Regions from separate parts of the Homo sapiens genome. Here region 1 is linked to region 2. The links are chromatin loops, found by intact Hi-C in ENCODE. Cell type or tissue: OCI-LY7. All regions are shown on one strand.

Region 1 (2,500 bases), 49 kb before region 2:
CAATATACATGTAACATTTTCTATTTGAACAAGCAATTGTAGATCTTTAGGTCAAGTATTTTCTTCCACTGTCAGCTGAGAGAACCTAGAAGCAACAATATCCCTGTAGCAGTGAGCACACCTGGTGCCCAGATCTTGGTTTCTAACACCATTCTCCAGTAAAAGGAACCAGGCCTTTGTGGAGAAATGGCTGATTCTAGGACTGGGGCAGCTAATAAAACTGTAAGATCAACCTGGAGTATCTTGTAGTGCTGGAAAGGAAGGAACTATTCAAACAAAAACACGAATGAGTTATGTCAAAGGGACACAGCCAACTGAAAGAGTTCCCAGTAGCCAATACTGGAATAATTTGAGCAACAAAAAAGTAATATTGAATTATAACCCAAAGTATAAAATAATATCCATGAGTTCATGCTGATAGAAGTAAATGACTGACTAAATAAATAAATGGGGGAAGAATAGACAAATCTGTGCATAATTAGATACACAGCCCTCAAGGAAGTATAATACAACTCCCCACCTTTCAAGTGTGAGCTACATGAGGTGACTTCCTGCCAATAAGTACCATACTAATGTAAGATCTTACTAGCGGAAACTGAGTGTGTGGTTTAAGGGAACTCTTTACTATTTTTCTGTAAATCTAAAACGATACTAAAAGTTCACTTTTAAAAAACTGCTTCTGGGCCGGGCGCAGTGGCTCACGCCTGTAATCCCAGCACTTTGGGAGGCCAAGGTGGGCGGATCACGAGGTCAGGAGATCAAGACCATCCTGGCTAACACGGTGAAACCCTGTCTCTACTAAAAATACAAAAAATTAGCTGGGCGTAGTGGCGGGCGCCTGTAGTCTCAGCTACTTGGGAGGCTGAGGCAGGAGAATGGCGTGAACCCGGGAGGGGGAGCTTGCAGTGAGCCGAGATCGCACCACTGCACTCCAGCCTGGGCGACAGAGCGAGACTCCATCTCAAAAAAAAAAAAAAAACGAAAAAAAAAAACTGCTTCTGTAATTCTGATGCTGCCAGATTGCCATTTTGTACTACCACCTAAATGTGCAACAGGCCTGTTTCCCATAACCTCAGCAACTGAATGTGTTGTCAGACTTTTTGAGTTTTGCATTTGATAGATGAGAACTGGTTTAACTCAGGTTATTGTATTTTTCTCATTATCAATGACATTGGACATTTTTTCATATGTTTAAGGGGCATTTTACGTTTTTTCCCTTCTTTGAATTCTCATGTCCTTTATTTTTCTCTTAGGTCATTGGTCTTTGTTTTCAGGAATTTTCTGTTGGGAGATTAGCCCTTTATTTGTGATGTGGGTTGCAAATATGTATATTTTAGATTATGTTTTTTCATGCATAACTTTCGACTTTTATATGGTGAAGTAATTTTTTCTTTTATGTTTTTGGATTTTGAAATATATTTAGAAAAGTCTTCACCATTCCAAGGTTATAAGGAAGTTCATCCACATTTTCTTCTAATACTTGTGGTTGTGTTTTTCACATTTGGATTTTAAAATTTGGATCCTTCAGTTCCTCTCAATCTTTGAGGCATTTTAAATGCTTACCCCTTGCTTTCTGGTTATACCTGCATCAGCATGGTTGTGGCCATATAGGTGATTCAGATGACTTATAGTAAAAGAAATACTTAGGCATTTACTCTCAGTAAGAAGTCTCAACTTTCTGATTACTGATCATGATTATTATAGTAAATGGAAACTCCTTTAGAGTTTCTTTTCACTGTTAAATTGTATATTTTGTAGTATTTTTTCTACTGATTATCAGTATTGTGGATTATTCATGTATCAATTGGTTTTTTCCTTATCCTGTTTCTTATAGGATTCCTTTTTAGATTATTAAACCTGTCTGTGATCTGTTTCTCATCTTCCTTAGAACTCCTACTGGTTTTATGGTCCTCTGATTACTAAACTCTATTTTATAATCTTCAGAAGTTTAATTAGTAGGCCAGTTTGCTGTTTTAACTCATTAAGAAACTGGCCAGTAGTGTCAGTGGATACTGCCTAATATAGGGTGATGATTTATCTTAACCTTTTATAACAGTATTAATATTTTCCCCACATTGCTTGTGATGAGACTAGTGTCACTGAACTGAGCTTGTAACAGACATTTGGGAAGCTGTCTGGTGGTACTGCGGAATTTTGGCTGCTGGAAAATACCACCAAAAATTATCTGTTGAGTATATTGCTTATAAGCATTTGTAGGGGGCCATGTGGGTGTTGATAAGAATGGCAAACCAGAAAGGAACATCAAAGTTGGAGTGTTTATTATTGATGTTTTGGAGTCTGGTTTAAGTATTTCAAAGCTTTATTAGAATTAGGTGAGGATCATGATATAATAGTTTGATTGGACAGACATACCAAGGTAAGAGTTTTGAGGTAAGCTTTTTCAGTGTCTTAGAAAGTGAACAATCATTTGCTACTATTTATTGAAAAATTGAATAGTCTGATGTTGGTTTATATGGGTTTTTTGGGAAGTTCCTGAAAT
Region 2 (2,500 bases):
AATATATATAATACAAAGTTTAACATTTTATAGTATACAGTTCAGCAGCATTAAATACGTGTCTATTTACATTGCGTAACCATCACTGCTACCCATGTCTATAACTTTTTCATCATCCCAAACTGAAACTCTGTACCCATTAAACAATACCTCCACATTCCCTCCTCTCCCCAGCCCCTGGTAACCACCATTCTACTGTCTATGAATTTGCCTATTCTAGGTACCTCATATGAGTGGAACCATATAATATTTGTCCTTTTGTGTCTGACTTATTTCCCTTAGCATATTGTCGCCAAGGTTTCCATTACTTTTTAAAATACAGAGTGTTATTATCTTATTGAATTGGCCAGCTAATTAGTTTCAAGTTCTGGAAGTGTTAGAATATTTTATTGTATTTTATTGTGGCTCTCTCATGGGCCGCAATCTCTTCTCTGTCTATACCCTCTCCTTGGGTGACCTCCTCCAACCCTACAATTTCAACTACCATATATATGTTGACTACTCCTAAGTCTGAATCTCCAGTTAGGATCTTCATCTGGATCTCTAGATTCATATTTAAATGCCTTCTTGTCTTCTCCACATGGATGTGTAATGGGAATCTTAGACTTCACATGACCAAATCAGAATTCTTGATTTCCTTTCTCCAAAATCTGCCTCTACTCAAACTTTGCTCACTTAACCAGTTACTAAAACTAAAAATCTAGGCATTGTCCCCAATTCTTTTCTCTCCTTTACTTTACTGTTGTCTCCTCCCTGCCCCCAACCCCCACCATTGTAGCTTCCTATTTTTTACCACATAAATAACTTAGAAACTCATGATTATGATAGTCATCTGTATCAGTGGTCCCCAACCTTTCTGGCATCAGGGACCAGTTTTGTGGAAGACAGTTTTTTCACAGACTGAGGTTGGGGGAATGGTTTCAGGATGATTCAAGCATAGTATATTTATTTTGCCTTTTATTTCTATTATTATTATATTGTAATATATAATGAAATAATTACATAACTCACCATAATGTACAATCAGTAAGAGCCCTGCCCTTGTCTTCCTACAACTAGATGGTCCCATCTGAAGGTGATGGGAGACAGTGACAGATTATCAGGCGTTAGATTATCATAAGGAGCATGCAACCTAGATCCCTCGCATGCACAGTTCACAACAGCGTTAGTACTCCTATGAGAATCAGTGCCACCACTGATCTGACAGGAGGTGGAGCTCAAGCAGTAATGTGAGCAATGGGGAGTGGCTGTAAATACAGATGAAGCTTTGCTCACTTGCCAACTGCTCACCTCTTGGCCTGGTTCCTAACAGGCCATGGACCAGTACTGGTCTGTGACCCAGGAGTTGGGGACCCCTGATCAATGTGACTGATACACAATTCCAGTTATAGTCCATTAACACATCATATTTCATATATGTTTAACAGTTGATCTGGTAAAGATTTAAAAATATTTTGGGGCTAGGCATGGTGGCTCATTGTAATCCCAGTGCTTTGGGAGGCTGAGGTGAGGAGGATCACTTGAGCCCAGGAGTTTGAGACTAGCTGGGAAACATAGCAAAACCCCATCTCTACCAAAAAGACACAAATTAGCCAGGTGTGATGGTGTGTGCCTGTAGTCCCAGCTATGGTGGGGAGGATGAAGTGGGAGGACCACATGAGCCCAGGTGGTTGAGGCTGCAGTGAGCTGTGACTGCACCACTGCACTTCAGCCTGTGCAACAGAGCAAGACCCTGCCTGGAAAAAAAGAAAAAAAAAATATTTGAATAGATGTTTTTACTATAAATGCTGACTAAAAGCTGGGTGGTAGGAGTGTGTGTGAAACTAATTTAGCAGTCGTGTCTGCTGGCCTGTTGCTTCTGCCTTTGTAATATGTCCTAAATCTGCCTGCTTCCCTCCATCTTCAGTACAGCCACCCTAGTCTAAGCCACCAACATTTGTTACTTAGGGTACTGTAGTAATCTCCTCCTTTTGCTGTTGATTCCCTATTGCCTGTTTTTCAAACAGCAACCAAGATGATATCTTAAAAAATTGTTTTCAGTAATTACAAATATAAAGGAAGTTACAAAGATTATATAGAAAGGACCCATACTTGTACCCTTCTCCCAATCCCCCCACCATTGGTTCCATCTTATGTAACTATAGAACCCAGGAAACAGATACTGGAATAAAGTCTAAATATAGTTCTGTGTCATGTCCTCACCTGTGTTGATTCGTATAACCACTGCAATCAAGATTAAGAACTGTTTCATCATGACAATAGATCTCTCGTGTTACCTTTTGTAGTCTTCCCTACCCCCTTACCTCCTACTATCTTTAACCCTTCACAGTGATATTTTTGAAACATGAATCAGATCATATCACTCTCCTGCTTCAAAGCTACCGTAACTGCTTCCAATCTGAGAATAAAATTCAAACTTTTATGGTGAAGTATAAAGTGTTGAATGACTTGTTCCCTCCTTACCTCTGTGGTCTCACCTGGTACCACTGTTGCCCGCACG

The links. A loop is a pair of places that touch in the nucleus more often than their neighbours do. Peaks named below come from ENCODE experiments on the same cell type or tissue, not always from the same donor. Only the 100,000 strongest peaks of a DNase experiment are listed, where the experiment ranks them.
Region 1: a loop joins it to region 2, with 3 times the contacts of the local background. A loop is called at or near these places in 11 of 110 quality-filtered maps.

The regions. Positions count from the first base shown.
Region 1 is chr12:96,376,175-96,378,674 of GRCh38, reverse strand. All of the region lies in intron 1 of CDK17 (cyclin dependent kinase 17), which reads left to right. Among named protein-coding and RNA genes, the nearest start is that of CDK17, 23 kb to the left of the region's middle. In OCI-LY7, no CTCF peak of the experiment used is centred here; DNase peaks (open chromatin) are centred at 564 and 1,034; H3K4me3 peaks cover 2,157 bases; H3K27ac peaks cover 2,390 bases.
Region 2 is chr12:96,326,805-96,329,304 of GRCh38, reverse strand. All of the region lies in intron 2 of CDK17 (cyclin dependent kinase 17), which reads left to right. Among named protein-coding and RNA genes, the nearest start is that of CDK17, 72 kb to the left of the region's middle. In OCI-LY7, a CTCF peak has its summit at 1,178 (motif pointing right); DNase peaks (open chromatin) are centred at 1,214, 1,744 and 2,204; H3K4me3 peaks cover 1,155 bases; H3K27ac peaks cover 2,299 bases.